2 separate regions of the Homo sapiens genome follow, and region 1 is linked to region 2. The links are chromatin contacts, found by Hi-C or POLR2A ChIA-PET in ENCODE. All regions are on one chromosome and are shown on one strand. The core of a region is the stretch at or near the end of the contact, and the rest is flanking DNA. Distances in the headings are between cores, read along the strand shown. Region 1 has its middle 46 kb from the start of RTN4. Region 2 holds the start of EML6 (EMAP like 6).

The links. A loop is a pair of places that touch in the nucleus more often than their neighbours do. ChIA-PET counts read pairs that join two places held with the same protein, here RNA polymerase II (POLR2A).
Region 1: a map of breast epithelium shows a loop between it and region 2 (13-fold over the local background). The contact joins the enhancer-like site here to the promoter of EML6 in region 2. A Hi-C loop is called at or near these places in 1 of 168 maps with a recorded cell type or tissue (breast epithelium). POLR2A ChIA-PET finds 5 or more read pairs at or near these places in 1 of 52 experiments (AG04449).

What each region holds. Positions count from the first base shown.
Region 1 is chr2:55,094,142-55,099,387 of GRCh38, forward strand. It overlaps a transcript of RTN4 not described here. Among named protein-coding and RNA genes, the nearest start is that of RTN4, 46 kb to the left of the region's middle. Within about 2 kb of position 3,443, at least 12 of the 41 ENCODE cell types and tissues checked have a DNase peak (open chromatin) inside an H3K27ac peak, as active enhancers do.
Region 2 is chr2:54,719,368-54,724,928 of GRCh38, forward strand. It overlaps EML6 (EMAP like 6), which reads left to right and starts at 4,295. Exons shown (of 42, transcript NM_001039753.4): 1 at 4,295-4,410; 2 at 5,182-5,561. RefSeq lists an enhancer at 3,828-4,047 and silencers at 4,188-4,677, 5,349-5,498.

The DNA of each region.
Region 1 (5,246 bases), core at 2,193-4,692, 370 kb after region 2:
AGATTTAGATGAGGCCCTGAGAGTAGAGTCCCCATGATGGGATTAGTGCCTTCTAAGGAGAGATCTCTCTCTCTCCACCACATGAGGACACAGTGAGAAGGCAGCTGTCTGCAAGCCAGGAAGAAAGCCCTCACCAGGAATCCATCAGCACCTGCATTTTGGGCTTTTCAGCCTCCAGAACTGTAGGAAATACATGTTTGTTGTTGAAGTCACCCAGGCTGTGCTATTTTGTGACAGTCGCCAAGCTGACAAAGAGAGTGTTTTACATGAATTAATTAAGCAGATAATTCCTGAGCATCACTAGCACTCTGGGTACTGTTGCGCAGTGAAGTATAGAGCAGTGACCAATCAGGTGAGCTTCTGCTTTCATGGGACTTCAGTTTGAGTGGGAAAATACGCCACATACCATAAACAAGTAAACAGACAAGTAAATATTAGATAGTGATAAGAGCCATGAACAAAACACAACAGAGCCATGCTATGTGGAGTGACTGGGGAGGGGCTACTTTAGATCAGGTCATCAAAGGAGGCTTTCTGGGCAGGGGACATTTGAGATGAATGACAAGGAAGAGCTGACTAGGAGACAATCTGGTGGAAAACGTTTGAGGCACAAGGAACCATGGTGCTAACATCAGGTCTATGTAAGACTGACAGTTACCCCTGAGTTAGGTCAAGCAAAGAATGAAGTGGACTTGAGACAGGCTTGAGTGTTAATACCCAAAAGTGAAAGCAAGAGATGCACAGCAAGAAATTCATATAAGAAACTTCAGATTTTGAATACCAATGAAATAACCATGGTTTCCGAGTGACCTCCTACTCCACACAAGTCCTCCTCTTGTATTTCCCGTATTATCGCCATACTCCATCCACACAACATGCAATATCCAAATACCATAATAAGGCTGGGCGCGGTGGCTCACACCTGTAATCGCAGCACTTGGAAGGCCGAGGCAGGTGGATCACCTGACTTCAGGAGTTCGAGATCAGCCTGGCCAAAATGGTGAAACCCCGTCTGTACTTAAAATACAAAAATCAGCTGGGCAGTAGAGGCATGTGCCTGTAATCCTGGCTACTTGGGAGGCTGAGGCAGGAGAATCGCTTGAACCTGGCAGGCGGAAATTGCAGTGAGCCGAGATCGTGCCACTGCACTCTAGTCTGGGCGACAGAGTGAGATCCTGTCTCAAAAAAAAAAACACAGACAAAAAAACCCAAATATTATTATGAGGTTAATCACATCATCATCTACCTTCAATTAATTTTTGTAAAATAATTTTAAAAATTAACATCTTATATTTGTGAGGTCCATTTGTTATAATTGATGAACCAACCAATGTTGATACATTATTAATTGAAGTCCACACTATTCAGATTTTTTTCTTTTCTTTCAGTGAAACCCTGTCTTACTTTGCTGCCCAGGCTGGAGTATAAGTGGCTTAATGAGGGCTCACTGTAGCCTTGACCTCCCAGGGTCAAGTGGTCCTCCCACCTCGGCACTCCCTATCTCCCTGCCCCTGACTCCCCTAAATAGCTGGGACTATAGGCACTCGCCACCACACCTGGCTAATTTTTAAATTTTTTTTGTAGAGATGGGGATCTCACTATGTTGCCCAAGCTCTATGCAGATTTCAAATGCCCTTTTCCTGTTAGGATCCCATCCAGGATACCACATTGCATTTAGTCATGCTTTCTTAGGCTACTTTTGGCTCTAACAGTTTCCTAGACTTTCCCTGTTTTTGCTACCTTTGACAGTTTTGAGCAGGGACTGATCAGGCAATTTGTAGAATGTCCCTCACTTGGGATTTATCTGATGCTTTTCTCCTAATGGGACAGTGGTTATGGGTTATTGGGAGAGAGACTACAGAGGTAAAGTACCATTTTCATCCCACCATATAAGAGCGCATGCTGGGCCGGGTATGGTGGCTCACGCCTGTTCCTAGCACTTTGGGAGGCCGAGGCGGGTGGATTACCTGAGGACGGGAGTTCAAGCCCAACCTAACCAACATGGAGAAACCCCGTCTCTACTAAAAATACAAAATTAGCTGGGCGTGGTGGCGCATGCCTGTAATCCCAGGTACTCAGGAGGCTGAGGCAGGAGAATCGCTTGAACCCGGGAGGCGGAGGTTGCTGTGAGCCAATATCACACCATTGCACTCCAGCCTGGGCAACAAGAGCAAAACTCTGCCTCAAAAAAAAAAAAAGAGTGCATGCTACCACCAGGACTTATCACTGCTGATGCTGACCTTGATCTCTTGGCTGAGCTTCCAAGTGATTTTTGATTCCTCATTCTCCCATCCCTGGAATCTATCATTCATCAGGCCTCATCTAATATATCTCTCAAGGTTCTCTCCCAGAACCCACTCCTCATCAGCATTATCTCCACAGTCTCAAGTCTAAGTTCCCAGACTGTTCTCAGCATCCTGCACCACGTTATCAAAGCTCTAATCATAGCCTTTCTCTGGCTAAATAATCCCACTTAGGAATAAAACTTTTGTCTTAGTTGGAAGTTAAGGTCCAAGGTTTTCAGTGTTGCTTTGGGGTCTTTTTCTCAATCTGAACGCAAGCTACTTTCCAGTTTTGGCTCCTGCCCTGAGATCTGGGTGCCATGCTAGCACTCCACCACACCCTCTGCTCATTCTGTCATGCTGCAGCAGTTACTGTTTATTAAGCTTCTGTCCTGTGCCAGGCAGCTTTCTGGGCCCAGGAATACAAAAAATACGAAGAAAGGCTTCCCTACACTCAAGGAATGAGGTGTAGTTGGAGTGACAGTCATTGTAAATGGATAATTGCAAGGTTGTTAGGTAGATGCGAGGTATTTATTTGGGCATGTACAAATTTTAAAGGGAGCAACTAGGCCAAAGCCCCTCACTGTGGCCCCAGTACTTAGGGGAGATTATACTAAGATAGTGATATCTGAGCAATGATTTCAATAAAGAAAAAAGTTCACCAAGCAGACAAGAGGCCAAGAGAAGTTCTAGGCAGAGGGCACAGCACGAACTAAGGCATGGCCACTAAGCAATTTAATATGGAAGTATTTGCAAAAGATGAGTAAGAGCTAAATTGTGATAAAGGAGGATTGCTTGAGCCCAGGAGGTCAGGGCTGCAATGAGCCCTGATTGTGCCACTGCACTCCAGCCTGGATGACAGAGTGAAATTCTGTCTCAAAAAAAAAAAAAAAAAATTCCTTGGCCTCAGTCCAGACTCAGAATCAGAATTTCTGGGGTTGGGGGGAAAGCCTGGTAATTCTGCATTTGTAATCAAACCCCAGGTACTTCTTGTAAAGAAAGCTTTGGAACACTGGTACTCTAAGAGAATAATAGAAAACAAGATCAAAACAAGAAGAAACTGGAGGCAGAAAGAGCAGTTGGAAGACACTTGCTATTGCCCCAGAGATGGCAAAGCTTGAACCAAGGAGACAGCAGTGGGGGAAGGAGGAGGGGCAGCTTCAGGAGGCCTCGAAGAGGCAGACTGTCAGAGGTAGAGCTGCAGACGCCACCCAGGCCTCTAAGGATTCTATCTTGAACACTTTCATAAACATTGGGAATATGAGAGACGGAATAGGTTGCTGGGAAAGATAATGAGCTCAGTTTTGGAACATGTTGACTTTGAAGTGAAATCCATAATGAAGAGCTGACACTTGAACAGGCTGTTCTGGAACTCAGGATAGAGGTCAGGGCTGGAGATAAGGATTTCTGAATCATTTGAATCACCAGTGTATAGGCAAGAGCAGGAAAAGTGAAATTCCCCCAGGAAGCAGGTGGAGTCTGAAGGGCCAAGAATGACATATGGAAGCCTTCAGCACTCCCGCCCCTCCTCATCAACCTTCAGCCTCATCTTTCTCCTCTGTGCCCTTCCCCCAATCTCTTTTTCTACCTCACACAATTTTATCAAAGGCCATCTCCCAGCTGTTACTATCCTAGATGGAATTAACCTCTGCACTGTGCTACGGTATTTCTTTGTACTCCCTTTATCACATCTCCAGTCATTTTAGATTAGGGCTAGTGTTGTCCCATTTTCTTTTTCACCTGTTAGAGGCAGAAGTATGTCCGGATTTCCAGTACCCAGCACAAAGCTGGTGTTTAGTAAATGTTTGTGGTCTTGTGGTGGAGATTTAAGGATTATTCATTCATTTGGACTTATAATCCTAGTGTCTAAAGTAAAAATATCTTTCTTTGATCAGAAAGAGTGTATACTTTATGCAACCTAAAACTTAGGCACTTAATTTTTAAAAACATTTTATTATAATAATTTAAAACCATTATGTAGTAACAGAATAATAATAAACCTCCAAATACCCATCACCCAACTTCAATAATTATCAACGCAGGGTCAATTCTCTTTTATCTTTACTTCCAACTCCATTGCATATTATTTTGAAGCAAATGCCAGAGAACATATCTTATCAGTAAAAGAGAAGAGTTTTTTAAAACCATAATATTATCACACCCCAAAAAAATAACAATAATCTCTTAACATCAATATCGAGTCATTGTTCAAATGACCAATTTTCTCATAAATGCAATTTCTTTTAATTTTAAAAAATTAAGATCCAAATAAGGTCCACATGTTGCAATTCATCAATATGCCTTTTAAATCTCTTTTAATCTATAGGTTTCCCCCTGAACCCCCTTTCTTGCGAATTATTTATTGACGAAATCAGGTCATTTGTTCCGTAGAGTTTCTCATAGTCTAGTTTTTTGCTGCCTTCATTCCCCCAATGTAGTGCAACATGTTCCTCTGTCCTCTCTATTTTCTAAATTGGCATTTGGAACAAGAAACTTGGTAAGATTTGAATTTGCCTTTTTGGCAAGACTTCTTCATGAATGGGTGTATTCTTCCTTCATCCATCAGGAGGTCCGTACTGTTTGGTTGTCTGTATTCTTGTTACGTTAGCAATCACTTCTCCTTAAGGCCTAGATCTATTAGTTCTTTAGAGGCCATAGAAAGGGGACTCTATTACTCCTTTGTTGTTTAGTGGCTGAATTAGTTCTTTAAACAAGAACTTCACCTCATGCACTATTTAGTTACTGGGGCATACAGTTCATATAAGGAAGGCAGAAAAAAATGGTAGAATTTATTTACCGGTTATCAGTTCAATAATGAGTTGCCTCCCAATCATCTTCTAAACATGACCAGTTTTTTGAGCATCATTATGGACTCATAGATTTAAACATATTTGAGATGTTTCAATCTATTGCTGGTATTATCCCTACTGATGTCAAAACTGTGACACCTTTGGCCATTGGGAG
Region 2 (5,561 bases), core at 3,045-5,544:
TCTAGGAATGAACTGATCTTCTCAGAGCTAAAATATGGTGGCTGACTACTGTTTCCCCCCCTCCCCACTTTTCTGTAGCCTAATATTGGAAAAGAGTAGAGCAGGAAAATGGGTGAAATCTACTGGGACTAAGTACAGCCTCCACTAAGAGACAAGGTTTTGCTCTTGCTTAAGGTACTATGAAATGACCAGTTCCAGGACGTATCCCATGCAGCCAAAGATATATCTCACACCTATGAATGTTGGATTATTCCTTTGACTCTGCATAGTACAACCATCATTCAACCATCTCCCTGATGATGGCAGGTCCTGGTGAAACTATTTTTGCTGAAGACCTAAAGTAATATGTAGGATCTTCTCTAACGTATGCCCCTTCTTCACCTCAGCCTCTAAAAATGTATACTTACATTTTACTTTTCCAAATTGGAGCATTTTTTGTGAGAATTTTCATGAGTTTTTCAACTTATCTTCTGTCCTTACTACTGTTTGTTGAATCTTTTTCCCTCTTATTATTTAGGAAACTTCAGGAAGTAAATTCTGAGACTTTGCTTTACTCAAGTATTACTTTCTCATCGTTTAATAATAAATGGATCTATGTCTTGGGTTGGGAGGTATGGGAGTAGTGGTTAATAACACTGGTTCTGTAGTTGGACAGACCTAAATTTGATTCTGGTTCTGCCACTTATTGAATAATCTTGGTTAAATTACTTATTTTCTGGGTCTCAGTTTCCTCACATTAAAATGAAGTTATCTACTCATAGGGTTGTTGTAAGGATTTAGAGAGATAAGGGATGTAAAGTGCCATTTATTTTTTTCCCACAGTTTAAGAATCCTCTATTTTTAGTTAGGTACATGGTTGCCCAGAATAAAAACTAGTTCCTAAATCTCCTTGCAGCTAGGTATGCCTACATAACTAAGTTCAGACCAATAGCATATAAACAGAAAAGACTTGGGGTAGCTTTTTCTTTTTTATTTTGAGATCTCACTCTGTTGCCCAGGCTATAGTCTAATGGCGTGGTAACAGCTCACTGCAGCCTCAATCTCCTGGGCTTAAGCAATTCCTTCCACCTCAGCCTCCTGAGTAGCTGGGACTACAGGCCTGTGCCACTACACCCAGCTATTTTTGTAGTTTTTGTAGAGAAGGAGTGTCACCAAAGCCCAGCCTGGTCTAGTACTCCTGGGCTCAAGCAGTCCTCCCGCCTTGGCCTCCCAAAGTGTTGGGATTACAGGTGTGAGGCACTGTGCCTGGCCTAGGGTAGCTTTTGAGCATCTTCCTTTTAAAGGCAGCCAGGATGTGCCCCATGACCCTTCTCTTCTTTGAAATGTACTTGAAATGTACGTTTGATGGCTAGTACTACATCTTGGACCATGAGGTCTAGGGACAGCAGAGCAGAATGCTGGCATGCTGCCAGTAGCCTGAGTACTCAAGGATTCCTTTAAGCAGAGCCATCATTCTAGGCCTGTACTACCTCCAGGTTTTTGTGAGAAATAAAATTCTATCAAGTTTAAATCATGGCTATTTTGGGTTTCATTTACAGGTGAACTTACTCTACCATCTAAACAATTTCTTTCATCATTCTTAGCATTTAAGAGCAGCGTCTGGAGTCAGACTGCCTGAGTTCAAATCCAGGCTTTGTCACTATTTTGTGCATTCCTGGGCAAGTTACTTAAACTTTCCTTACCTTCATTTCTTCATCTGTAAAATGAGGAAATAACAGTAACTACTTCATAGGATTATTACTGGGGTGAAGATCAAATTATCTGATACACGTAAAGCACCATTTATAGTGCCTGGAACATAGTAACTGCTATTCATTACAACAACATAATGTTATTATATTATGAGTTTTACTCATGCTTTTTAATACTGCTTATTTCCAAAGGACACTACCAGTCTTATTTGACACTTTCAAGTAGAGGTTACTATCTACTGCCATATAGTAATAATTAACATTTATCTAATGCTTTACAAATTAACTTTTCACGTATGTATTACTTTGTTTCATTCTTACAATTATCCTGTGGGGTGAGTACTGCTATACTTTATTAAATGAGGAGAGTAAAGATCAGAGGATTTAGTGATTTGCCTAAGGTTACAATTGTAAGTGGCTGACTCAGACTTACTCCTCCAACTCATTTAACAGTCTGGTACAGCATGGGGGTCATTAGTTATACTAAAGATAATTTAGGAAATGAATATGTTCCATCCATTTCTATTTAAGAGACTTCTTTTCAATACATTTGTACATTTTCTCTGGAAAGTGTCTCTTCCTTTCTAGACCACTGCCACTATCTCTAACGCAGCCTCAAGCACTACCCCAGACTTCTAATACCTCATGCTTTGATTACTGCTTTCATTGCTATTCCCTTATTTTTATTCAAAAAATCAATGACTCCATTATTTTAAGGATACAGCGCAAACCCCTATGCTGAGCTCCATCTACAATCTAACCTTTCATGTGTCCTCTTGATCTTATATGAATTCTCCCTTGCACCAAACTGGGTATTCTCTTTAGTGTTCTCTAAATCCACTTTTCTGCATCTACACTTTTGTTTATTCCCTAAACGCATGTAGAACGCTCTTTCAATTTATCTTTACTTATCTCAATTCTATCTATATTTCCTAGTTCCTCCATGAAACTTTTCCTGATGTATTTTATCTGGAAAAACTCTTCCTCTTCTGAATTCTTATATAGAACTTACTGGCCAGGCACAGTGGCTCATGCCTGTAATCCCAGCAATTTGGGAAGCCGAGGCGGGCAGAACACCTGAGGTCGGGAGTTGGAGACCAGCCTGGCCAACAGGGCGAAACCCTGTCTCTACTAAAAATACAAAAATTAGCTGGGCGTGGTGGTGCGTATCTGTAATCCCAGCTACACAGGAGGCTGAGGCAGGATAATCGTTTGAACCCAGGAGGCGGAGGTTGCAGTGAGCCAAGATCACGATATTCTAGCCTGGGCAACGGCCTGTTTTGTCTCAAAACAAAACAAAACAAAAAGAACAACAAAAACTTACTGTCTTTATATAATTCATTTGGCACTGTTTTATGGCACGACATCATTGATCAACTATATTTTTGCTTCTATCTCAAACCTTTCTCAGGCCGTGTTTTTGTTTTTGGCAGTGTTCTTGTTGCCTAGCACAGTGCCATCTCACTTATTTGTTGATTCTGTTTCCTTAAAAACAAAGATGAGACCAATTCAAATCCTCATTACTGCGGGCAGCAACAAATCATCCAAACTCTGGCACTTCCAGTTCTTTCGAGCTTTCCTACCAGGTCGGAGGGTTGTCTTAAAACTTGAGGGAGATGAACTGAGTAAGCGATTACACTGAAAGCATGGGAGGGAAAGGACGTTCCAAACGTCCAATCCATCATCCTTTTGCAGCCTCTTAGTCACTGGGATTTTGAAATCTCTTTCCAAAGACTAGCTATGGCCCTAAATTGGAAATAGGCTACTTGAGAACACAGTGGATTCATAGTTCATCTCGGGCAGTTTTAGGAGAAATGCCACCAGCTTCTGCGTTTGAAGGCCAAGGTTAGCTGTTCATGGCGTGAGCACCTTCCTGCTTCCAACCTCCGGTTATCTGTAAATACCCAAGTCCTCTAATTTAGGACGCAGGTCATGGGAAGACGCTGGTTCTTAGGGCAGAAGTGAGCTCACATTCCCAGCATTTTTCTTAAACTTGGCAGAACTGCACTTTAACAAATTAAAATCCATGTGAATGAAAAGGAAAACTTAAGTAGGAAACAAACTTAAGCTTGAGTCAGTTACAGCATGGTGAGGATGTCGGTTACAGCAACACTCAGAGACCGATGAAGGAGAAATTCCAGTGGTGGGCTGGGAGACCGTCTCCATTCCAACTCCACCGCTTTTCTCTACAGAGACCCACGCACGCCAGCTCCCGCCTCAGTCACAAGGGAACGCCCGCGTGGGCAGGCAATCGTCCTTGGTGAGCCGGGATCTCCTCACCCCGAGAGCCGCAGGCTCCGCTGACGCCGGTACAGGTCTCGCTGCGACTCCCTCTGGGCGCGCGGAATCCTGGGACTTGTGGTCCCTTCCGCGCGCTGTCCGCCCTAACCGGCGCAGAGAGGACTACACTTCCCAGGATGCGTCGGGGGAAGAGGCCACAGGGACAGGCAGAGGGAGGGGGCGGCCCCAGTCCTCCGGGGCGTCGCTGTTTCCAAGCGGCGAGATCTCGCCTAGTAACCGGCAGCTGAGGTTCACTAGCGCGGCGTTGTGGCCCCGCCCCCGGAGCCCCGGCTGGAGGAAGAACCTGTCTCCCGCGGCGCCCCAGTGACGAAGTCCATCCCCGGGTGCGGGAGGCGGGGAGGGGAGGGCAGGCAGAGGATTTCGCTCGCTCGCCCGCGCGGGATCCGGGACGCGCCGGTGGCGTCCGCTGGCAGCAGAGGTTAGAGGCAGAGAGCGCGCGGATGCTCCGCGGGCGAGGCTGGTTCGAGAGTGGGAGGAGTGCAGGGCGCCGCCAGGGCGGCAGTGCGCGCGGGCCGAACAGTCCTGAGGGCGGGCATCCCTCGCGCAGCGCGCCGACCCCCGGGACGTGTGCGTCTGTGGGGGGTTGCTGTCCCCCGGGTCCCTCGGGCGACCCCTCTCCACGCTGGGCTCAGGGCAGGACCCGGGATTCCGTGGGACCCGGTGTTTAGCGCAGAGGTTTCTGGGGAGAAGTACACGATTTTTGCCACTTGTTATTTGATTTCTCCTCGACCAGGAGCGTTTGTAGGTAGCGCACTCCCTCCGACTGCACTAGTGCCTCGTTTCTTCCGAGTAAGACAATCTTTCATGATGCGGATTGGAGTTGCTGATCAATGAGAGCTGCTAAGTTCTTTATGGCTTTCTCGGTGAAGAGAAGGTTCACGGAGGATATGATTATTAAACACACACATGAAAACTAATTGGAGCATCTAAAAAATGACCATTGCATATTCGCCCTCGCTTATTAGGGAAACAGCAAGCGTTCCTTCAAATCGCATCAGCAACTGCCAGGCAGCAGCATTTACGCATATTTCATATCATTAAGGAGATGGAACTGGAGAGAGAAAGCGGGAGTAGGGGACAATTTTTAAAAATACCCAACTTGGTTTAGTTTGGGGATAATTTTCTTGGATTGGGTGACTTATGCGAAAAATCTGTTTCTTTCTTCCTCGCTCTCGCTTCCTGGATATAGACTGTCAATTTCGGATCCAAAGACGGCGATGGCAGAGCTCACCCGGGTTGCCTGTCAAATCAAGGCTATCGCAGAATAAATCCCGCCGCCTGCCGCGAAGCCCCGGCGCACCGCAAACTTCAGTGAGCGAACTGGGTGATCGCTGTTGGGATATGCAGATTCCTGATGTAAAAGGCGGGGTGGCCCCCCCGAGAGCCTCTCCCGGGGGCCGGAGCCCGCAGGTGCAGTGAGGCGCGCGCGCCGGTGCCGGCGCCCCCAGAGCCGCCTTGCCCGGGTAGAGGGAGCCCGGCGCCCGGCGGGGTCTGGCGGCCGCACACCGGCGGCGGCGGCTTGTCTGCGGCGGCTGCAGCGGATGATGGTGGCGGCCGGCCCGCTGGGCT